3 separate regions of the Homo sapiens genome follow, and all the other regions are linked to region 3. The links are chromatin contacts, found by Hi-C or POLR2A ChIA-PET in ENCODE. All regions are on one chromosome and are shown on one strand. The core of a region is the stretch at or near the end of the contact, and the rest is flanking DNA. Distances in the headings are between cores, read along the strand shown.

Region 1 (2,872 bases), core at 145-2,644, 630 kb before region 3:
GTGGGGCTGGGAGATGGGGTGGCTGCGGGAGACCCGCTTCGTTCTTTCCGGTTAGGCATCTTAAACGCTGCTGATGGGAACGGTCTCACGAGGTTCCAGCAGCCTGAACACTACAACGAAGGCGGCGCGGGCGCTGCACCCGCCAGGCCCTCCCTACCTGCTGCGGACGTCCTTGCTGCGGATGGGCGCCAGGAGGCTGAAGGAGGATTTGGCCGAGCGAAGGGAACAGTCGTCGCAGGCCAGGGGGCTCCGCGGCCGGCCGGGGCCCAGGCTGCTGTGGGCCCGCACCAGGAGCGGCTGCGCGCGGAGCTTGTAGTCTGCAAGATCCGAGTCGACCTTGTTTGCTGTCCTCAGGGAGTCGGAGGCGATGTCCAGGCTCAGGGCAGGCGGTGGGCGCGGGGGCAGCAGGCTGGGCAGCCTGGGCGAGCTCCCCGCCACGGCGGCGTCTCTGTGCGGGAGGTTCGGGGAGCTGCTGGCCACCCCAGAGAGAGGGTTACCCCCCGAGGACGGGCTCCCTCTCTCACTGCTCAGGACCCCGCGGGACTTGGGGATTTCCTGCAAGGAGGTGCTCAGGCAGGGCGGGGAGCAGCTGTGGGCGGGGGCCCCGGGGCCCTCGCTCTGCACTGAGCCCCTGGAGGGACTGGTCCCATTCCGGGCTTCCAGGTCCTCCTGGCTGCCTCGAAAACGCCTCCTCCTCCAGCCCTTGTCGTCCAGGGACAGGGCTCGCTCCAGTCGAGGCCTGGCGGGGGGCCGCGGGGCGATGGGTGCTGCTCGGGCTGGCGGGTCCTCGCCGCTGGGCGTGGCCGGAGTGCTGCAGGCAAGCGCGGGGCTCTCGGAGCCCGGAGCATCGGGTGGGGACCCCGCGCGCTGGGCCGGCGGAGCGCCGGGAAGCTGTCCTTGGAGCGTCCTCCCTTCCGGCGGCTGCGGGGCCGGCTCGGAGGGCCGCAGATTCTCCGCCTTGGACGGCATGGACGGTCTCTCCCGGGGCAGGCCTCGGCGCGAGGCCGCAGGCAGCGCGAGGGGTCACGGGTGCCGGGTCCGGGGTCGCCGGCGCAGCGAGGAGCAGAAACGCCGCTGCGGCTCCCGCTTGGGCCGGGGATGGTCGCGGAGGGGCGGGGGCGGCTGCCGCATGGCCCGGGCCCCGAGTCCCGCCAGCCCCTCGGGGCTCCCAGACGCCGTTCCCAGGGCGGTCCGCAGGCAAGGCCTGGGGGAACAGGCGGCTGGGCGCCTGTCGCGGGGGAGGTTCGACCCCGACGGGGACGCCGCTCGGGGAGAGGGGTGGGAAGCGGGCACCCCTGGCTGGGCTCGCAGACTCCGAAGTCGACCCGGTACTCGCGGAGGCCCGGCCGCCCAGAAGCGGAGTCAGCCCGGCCGGGACCCAGCAACCGCCGCCGCGGGGCCGCGCCCGGTCCCCGCCCCGCGCCCCGGCCCCGCCCACAGCGGCCCCTGGCGGCCGGAGGACTGCGCCGCACCGGACCCGGACGGGTCTCCCACGCCCCTCCCAACCCGGCAGCCCCGCAGTCCGGCAGGTCCCAGCGAGGCAGGTGCAGGTCCCCGGAGAGGACCTGGGTGCGGTCCAGGACAGCGCCGAGGCCTGCGGACACCTGCACTCACTCGCTTCCAGCAAACCAAAGGGAACCACAGGTGAAGGTGCTTGAAGGAGCGCAAAATATTTTATTCAACAATTTGCAATGTAACAATTCTCATTTAGGAAAAATAGCCGCTCCCGCCTGGAGGAAGCTTCTTGAATCAAAAGTCGTGGCAGTCGACCCCAGAACAGCGGGCAGAGCCGACCGGAAGAGGTCCCAGGATTCACACGAGCTGACCGAGGGACAGAGAGGGCTGCCCCGTCACAGGGACTGGCCTTTCTCCAAGTGACAAGGACAAATGGATCCAGCGGGACACGCCTGTGGAACATTTTGGAAAACATCCTGGGTGGTCTGGGCTAAATGATCAAGTGAAACAGAAAGCCAGGAAGGATCTGTGCTAATTCCACATTCTACAATTTCTACACTTAAATTTAAAACACCAAACAGTTTGTATTCCTCCAGCAGAACCTACAGAAATTATCTACTGATTTTTATTAGTATTTAAATCTTTTCTTCAGTCTCTTTAGACTTGACAAGAATACGAAGAGTTTCAGAACAGTCAGAGAAGCCTTAAAGCTTTGCATCAGTGAGAGGAGGCCCGTCTCTGAGTTGAACAGGGTTGAGTCCACCAGGAGCTACTCAAAGTCTCAGTGTGGCAAAACTCGGGGCAGAAATACTAAGTTCCAGAGCTGCTGTCAAGAAACTGTGTTAAGATACTCTCCCCAAGTGCTACCAACCTCTGAACCAACGTCCCCCAGGGGAGAAAGTGGGTCATGTGGATTGTACCACGAAAAGTGCTCACGGAAAGTGCAGCCTTTTAGAGAAGTGCATCCAGCTTCCTTAACAGTGAGTCTAACCGTGCTCCTACACACGAAATGAAGCCCAAATCAAACATCACACGGTCAGTTTTCAACCTGGATGACCACCCTGAGCCATCATGTCAGACAGCCGGCTCTCTGGGGCTCCTTCCCAGTGACTGGGCCACACGGTGGGCAGTCCCCAGCGCTTTGGGTACACAAAATCACCCATGGTCCTCATCAGGCCACAGAAAGTAAAGTGAGGCTGGAAGCGTCTTTGCAACAGGAAAGAAATTCACTGCAGTAACTAAGGCCTCTCTCAAAAACCGTGAACTAATGCCGAAGGAACCCCACGGCTCCTCGGAGGCGCTGATTGAGAACACAGCGCCCTCCACTCATTCAGCCAGGTTCAAACACGGCGAGGGCCCAGATGGTGCAGAGCAGGGGTTGGGGTCTGCCTCAGTCACCCTCTCTTTGCTCCCAGCA
Region 2 (2,823 bases), core at 323-2,822, 710 kb before region 3:
TCGATATTTCTGGGGGGCAGGGAGGCAACATGGCTCTTCAGGGCCCCCCAGCCGCCCTGCACTTCAGTCCCCTCAGGGCGCCCCATGGCCAGGCCAGAGCTGCAAGCACCAGGCCCAGCACTCCTGTGGCATCAGGCCACACGGGCACTTCAGACGCTGGCCTGTGTGCCCTCACCAGCCCTGTGTCTCTGCCGGTATGCGCCGCCTCAGGAACCCAGTCTCCTGCTCCTGCCCCCTATGTGCCAGAGGGAAGAATCTGCAGCCCCGGGTCTGATGGGAGGACAGTCCCAGCTCCAAGGGCCAGGTACCACCAAGCACCTGGCATGCTGGTCTCAGACCTGCTGTCGCTGTTACTGTCCTGCCCAGGACCTCCCGGCCAGGCAAGGCCCGGACCAGGCTCCCGGCACCACCTCCACTGCTCTCCCAGCAGCCAGGGCCCAGGCCACACCTCCTGGTCCACACCCCAAGCCTTGCTGTGGGCCAGCCACCCCAAGATGGCAGAGGGCAAAAAAGTTCCACGCTAGAGAGGGACAAGGCTGCCAGTGATGGCAGAGGGCAGGCAGAGGCAGGGAGGCAGGGCCACAGGGCTGGCAAAATTTAACAAATAAAAACGCACCCCCTACTTGGGGCATACTTAAACTCAAAAGCTATCTGGGCTTTATAGGAAATTCTCATTTAACTGTGTGTCTTGTATTGATAAGGTGGCTGGATTTCCCAGGTGAGATCTATAAACCTCAACACTAGGGCAAGGTTCCCCCAGGGAGGCCAGGGTACTTCTGGGTGGCCTTCTGGCCCAGCCCTGGGGTACAGGCCTCACCTCTTCCCATTCAGGTCCGAGAACCAGCCCAGGTTGTCAGCGATGATATGGTGGTTCTGGCAGCCGGGGCAGGTCACAATGACCACGCCTTGGTGATAGGCCAGCTTGGAGATGCGCTTGGAGGACCTAGTCCCGCAGACCTGGCTGGGACAGGGTAGCTGGTGAGGCTGTGAGGGCCGCCACGCCCCTCCCGGGAAGACCCGCCCCTCTAGGGGTAGCTCCAGCCACCTCACCCTCTCCAGAGAAGGCCCCGCCCCCGAGGGATAGCTCCACCCACCCCCAACCTCGCCCTCTCCCGGGAAGGCCCCGCCCCAGGGACGGCTCCACCCCTCCTCATGGTCCGCCTCCGCTCCCTCCCAGAAGCCCCAAGGGGTGGCTCCACTCCTTCCTGTGACTTGACCACGCCGCCTCCCGGATCCCCGGCGGGCCGCTTCTCCCCGCAGGCCGTGTAGCGTCAGATACGGGTCTGTCCCCGGTTCCGTCCCGCCGCGCGCCTACCTTGCAGGTGTAGACGAGCTGGTAGTGCGCCGCCTCCACGCGCCCCAGAGCCGCCGCGGGCCCCGGCCCCTGCTCGGAGCTTGAGCGCCGCCAGCCCCAGGCCCAGGCCCGCCGCCTCCCCGCGACCTCTGGACGGGCCCCGCGGCCCCACAGCCGCCTCAGGCAGGGCGCCCGGGGCTGCACGCGACTCAGCAACCTCGGCGCGCCGCGCAGCGCAGTCCGCAGCATCCCGCTCGCCGGCTCCGTCCGCCCTGCCCCGGCCCCGCCCCGCCGCCATCTTGGAAGTGGGCGCCGGGCGGAAGCGGCGTTCTTGGGCTTCCGTCTTCCGGGTCGGGGGCGCGCTGCGCTATGCCGCCCCCTGGCGGCCTGAGGGGGCCCTGCGTCCACGTGCAGCTCGCACCCCGAGGACACCGCGGGCCGCAGCGAGGAGGGACGGCCGCGGGGCTGCGCGCGAGTGTCCGAGCGGGAATGCGGGTCACCCGTGCTGTTTATTTACGCAGCTGTGTTTTCTAACACTAATACAATGCATGCATGTATTGTGTGTTACATGGTGAAACAGAACAGATCCTGAAGTTACACAGATGGCGTGTGCATGGGGGTGGTGAGCACCCGCATGGCCTCCGCAAAATGAGTGCCGCTTAACAAACGGCCCCAATGCCCGGCAGTCCGGCTGGGCCTTTCAGGGCACCAGATTCCTCGTTCCAGGCCAAGTCAGCGACGGCTCGGGGAAGTCTGCGCCCCAGGGCGTCGGCACCCCCGGGTGGCAGGAGGCCGGGCCGGTGGGTGTGCCCTGGTCGGGGCCTGCGCTGCTGCGGCTAGGAGCCCTCAGTGTCGGTGTTGTCGCTGCCCGTGGTGTTCTCCCGGTCCTCCTCCCCCTGCCGCCATCCTTTCTGCATCTTCCTGAGGGCGCGCTTCCTGTGAAGACAGGTGTCTCAGGCGCGACCCGGCTGCCGCTCCCCAGCCCGTTTTGGAGAAGCCTGGGGGCCGCCCGCCTACCTGCGGTAGTTCTCAAAACTCTCTTTGAGGCGCCGCCGCTCCTTCTCGGGCGGCTCCCCGCTGCTCAGGCCTGCGTCCTGGAGAAGGGGGAAGGCTCGGGCTCCGGCCGGCTCCCCTGAGGGAACCCGTCCTTCTCACCCGCCCCCCACTGGCCCCTGTAACTGCAGACTGGTTGGGAGGCGAGGAGCCCAGACAGCCTCAGCTCAGCGCCAAGCTCTCCCTGTGGGACCTGCCTGTACCCCTGGAGGTGAGCCGGTGTGGGTAGCCTGCATTTCAGATGCCAAGACACACCCAGGAGGCCAAGCCACGGCTCCAGCCTGGGGTCCGGGCCATTGTTTCTACAACAAAGCCCGAGGTGGTGCTTGCTCTCAGGACTCCTGTGTTCACCTCCTCATCCACTGTAAAGGCCCTCGGAAAACCAGGACCAGGCACATCCACGTCCAAAAAGCCCCCCAAGCTGCTGCAGTGCCCAAGAAAGGGGGATCCACTTCGCAGCCCAGACACCGCACCCC
Region 3 (2,974 bases), core at 298-2,797:
GGTGGCAGAGCAGCAGGCAGCACAGGGACCGGCAGGAGCCACCGGTGGGCAGGCCTCCCCTGGCAGAACGGGTGCACAGGCCGAATGGGCTGTGGGGCCTGGGGCCCCTCTGGGAGCTTGGCCCCCCAACCCCAGCCATAATACAGGTCCTGTTCCCAAGGCAGGCACTGGGTTGGGGGAGACAGGGGACCATTCAGCAATCTCCCATCACTGCCAACTGGACCGGAAGGCAGGAGAGGAGTGTGCCAGCCATCCCCAGGGACTACGGCCTATGTCCCTCCATGGCATCTGCCATAGTACAGCCCCACTGGGGTGCAGGAGATCCACCCACGCCCCTGCCCATCTTGGCAACAGGGCCAGGTCCTCTTGGGCCACCAGCAGCAGCCCCCGCCTGCCTAGGCCTCAGTGGGGTCAGTGGGCCCAGCCCCCCTGGCTAAGCTGTCACACTGAGAAGGGGGACCCTTTCTTTGAGAAGGAAGCACTTCTGCCTGAGCAGCCACAGACAGGAGGCTGAGGGCCCAGGTGTCCCCAGGTGCGGAAAGGGTATTGGAGATGGAGAGCCCAAGCTCAGGCTTGGTACAGGTTGGGCTCCCGGTGGGTTTTCTGAGTCACCTGCCACCCCCCGGCCCTGGTGGCCTTATGCTGTGGCAGGAGAGGGTCTGGCTTGCCTCCCTAAGCAAGCCCCTGGGCTCACCGCGACAAGCATGAAGCCCTTTCCCTCCAGACCCGCCGAGGCGCCCTCCAGGATCCGGAGTCCACGAAGAGCCGCTCCCCGGTCCCGTCCCTTGTGGGAAATGCACGGGCAGCAGCTGTGGGACTGCGGTTTCTGGCCCGGGCCCGGGAGAGCTACGAGGGTGCCCGGGGGCCGTCCGGAACTCACCTGCGTCCGCGCTGGAGCTCGGTTCCAGCGCCGCGCTCTGGGACCGCTCGGGCTCCGCGGGGCAGGGCGCCGCCTCAGCCGGGGCGCACAGCTGCTCCGGGCTGCGGGCGGCGGCGCTGGGACCGGCCAGAGGGGCGCGCACGCCCAGGGGCAGGGGCTTCCTCTCCAGGACCGTCCGCGGCTCGTCGGCCGGAGCGAACACCAGGCGCTGCGGCGGCGGCGGCGGCTGATCCCCGGGCCGGGCCGGGGCGCGCGTGGGGTCCCGGGGGCCGCCGTCGGCGCTCAGCAGGGAGGTGCGCAGGCCGGCCACGAAGCGCTCGAAGGTCAGGTAGCCGCTGGCCGGGGCCACCTGGCGCAAGCCCTCCAGCACCCCGCGGGGCAGCTCCCGCGCGTCGGTGCCCTGCCAGCGGGACTCGATCTCGCGCAGGTGCACGCAGCCGCGCCGCCGGTCGTCCAGGATGTCGAACAGGGTGCGCAGGCTCTGCAGGAAGGCGCGCGGCAGCCCCTCCGTGCTGGGCGCGGGTGCGGGGGGAGGCACGCGGCCCCGCTCGGCCATGGCGGCCCCGGCCATGGGCGCCCGGGATCGGTCCCCTCGTCCACCCGCGTGCGTCCCAGCGCGGCCCCACGGAGGGGCCGGCCCGGCGAGCTCAGCCCACGGCGACAATAGCGACTACTTTTGAATGGGGCCCTCCTCGCGGCGTCAGCCCTCATTAACATGCGCCGCGGCCATTGGCCGAGCCCGTCCCATCTGCTCTCTGATAGGCTGAGAGGAGGTTTGATTTTTTTTTTTTTTTTCTTGCCGAGTGGCCCTGGGAGGCGCGCGGAGGCCCTGGGCAGGCGGAACCGGATCCCCCAGCTCCTGCTCCACTCTGGCCTCGCAGACCTTCCTTTCTGCCCCGCCCCAGCCCCACCAAACCTCCTGCCGCGGCCAGGCGCTTTCTCGGATCCAGCTGTGGCTGGCTGCCCCGGCCACCTCTCCAAGGGGCGGGGCCTGGCACCCTACAAAAAAACCTGTCTCCAGGTAGCCTCGTGGGGTAAGAATGGGGGGGGGCACCCCCTCCAAAGATCCCACTTTTCCCCTCTAGTTCCCTGGCCGCAAGCACAGGTGACCCTGCGGCCCCCTTCTCTTCCACCAGGAGGGCCCCAAGAGGATCGTAGGCTCCAGCCAGCTGGGCGCTTCCCACTCACAGAGGCCTTTCTGTCCCCACTGCTGCTGGCTCCTCCTCTGGTCCCTCGGGACAGTCTGGCCTGGCCTGCCTGCTGCAGAACAAAGCCACTTTCTCCTGTGTCCCCAGATCCCCATCTAGTGACCAGCTCCCTCTGCCTCTTGCTCTCCTCTCCTCCTTCCCCTGGCTGGACACCTCCTCCAGCTGCTCTCCTGGCTCCCGCAGCCCTGTCCCCCTGCCTCTGCTGTGTTTCCAGCTGGGATCTGGTCACTCTGTCTTCATTTGGTCTGTCCACATGGGAGGTGAGACCAGGCCTTAGCCTGGGTTCTAGCCCTGGGAGCCCATCTCAGGGCTGGCCAGTAGTACCCTCTAGGTTCCAGGGAGGTGTTCAGGGTGCAAACACCCTCCCCAGACAGGCCCCCAATCCGAGACTTGCCTTGGCCCTCTGCGGGTCTCCCACCCTCCCTCCTGGGCAGGCCTCAGCTGGCATACCTACCTGGGTCTCTGTCCTCAGGCCTGAGCCACTGGTGCCTGTGTCTCAAGCTGTAGAGGCATCTTCCCAGGCCAGGGAGTATCCTGGGTCCACTTCTCTTCTGGGTCACTCACTCTAAGTGGGACTCCTTCATCGTAGGGAATGCTGGAAGGACATAAGAAGCTCTGAGCCTGGAGCAGCCCATCAGAGCTTGGTCCTGTAAGCCAGCTTCCCCTTTAATGGCTGGTCTGCTCAAAAACCCAGCACGAGGCCGAGGCGGGAGGATCACTTGAGCTGGGGAGTTCAAGACCAGCCTGGGCAACATAAGGCAACCCTATTTCTACAAAAAGTTTAAAAAATTAGCCAGGCGTGGTGGTGCATGCCTGTGGTCCCAGGTATTTGGGAGGCTGAGGTGGGAGGATCCCTTGAACCCAAGAGGTTGAGGCTGCAGTGAGC

What was found. Hi-C counts contacts between places; a loop is a spot of excess contacts on that map. ChIA-PET counts read pairs that join two places held with the same protein, here RNA polymerase II (POLR2A). Pooled maps may share reads with other maps.
Region 1: a pooled map shows a loop between it and region 3 (5-fold over the local background). The contact joins the promoter of INPP5E here to the promoter of SAPCD2 in region 3. A Hi-C loop is called at or near these places in 5 of 50 pooled maps. POLR2A ChIA-PET finds 5 or more read pairs at or near these places in 2 of 52 experiments (activated B cell and activated CD4-positive, alpha-beta T cell).
Region 2: a loop to region 3 is called in a pooled map, with 6 times the contacts of the local background. The contact joins the promoter of DNLZ here to the promoter of SAPCD2 in region 3. A Hi-C loop is called at or near these places in 1 of 37 single-sample maps with no recorded cell type and 8 of 50 pooled maps. POLR2A ChIA-PET finds 5 or more read pairs at or near these places in 2 of 52 experiments (HEK293 and MCF 10A).

What each region holds. Positions count from the first base shown.
Region 1 is chr9:136,438,451-136,441,322 of GRCh38, forward strand. It overlaps INPP5E (inositol polyphosphate-5-phosphatase E), which reads right to left and starts at 1,395. Exons shown (of 10, transcript NM_019892.6): 1 at 158-1,395. The coding sequence starts at 969. It overlaps SEC16A (SEC16 homolog A, endoplasmic reticulum export factor), which reads right to left. Exons shown (of 32, transcript NM_014866.2): 32 at 1,655-2,872. RefSeq lists enhancers at 1-232, 174-283, 233-867, 868-1,501 and silencers at 574-1,063, 1,124-1,303, 1,354-1,553.
Region 2 is chr9:136,362,172-136,364,994 of GRCh38, forward strand. DNLZ (DNL-type zinc finger) reads right to left here and starts at 1,573. Exons shown (of 3, transcript NM_001080849.3): 1 at 1,316-1,573; 2 at 818-957; 3 at 1-9. The coding sequence starts at 1,543. It overlaps CARD9 (caspase recruitment domain family member 9), which reads right to left. Exons shown (of 13, transcript NM_052813.5): 12 at 2,312-2,388; 13 at 1,785-2,230. The coding sequence ends at 2,131. LOC124902309 (a long non-coding RNA gene) reads left to right here and starts at 1,198. Exons shown (of 2, transcript XR_007061863.1): 1 at 1,198-1,281. RefSeq lists silencers at 929-1,208, 1,309-1,808, 1,839-1,938 and an enhancer at 2,150-2,823.
Region 3 is chr9:137,069,010-137,071,983 of GRCh38, forward strand. SAPCD2 (suppressor APC domain containing 2) reads right to left here and starts at 1,548. Exons shown (of 6, transcript NM_178448.4): 1 at 881-1,548. The coding sequence starts at 1,451. RefSeq lists silencers at 876-925, 976-1,025, 1,196-1,605 and an enhancer at 1,710-2,689.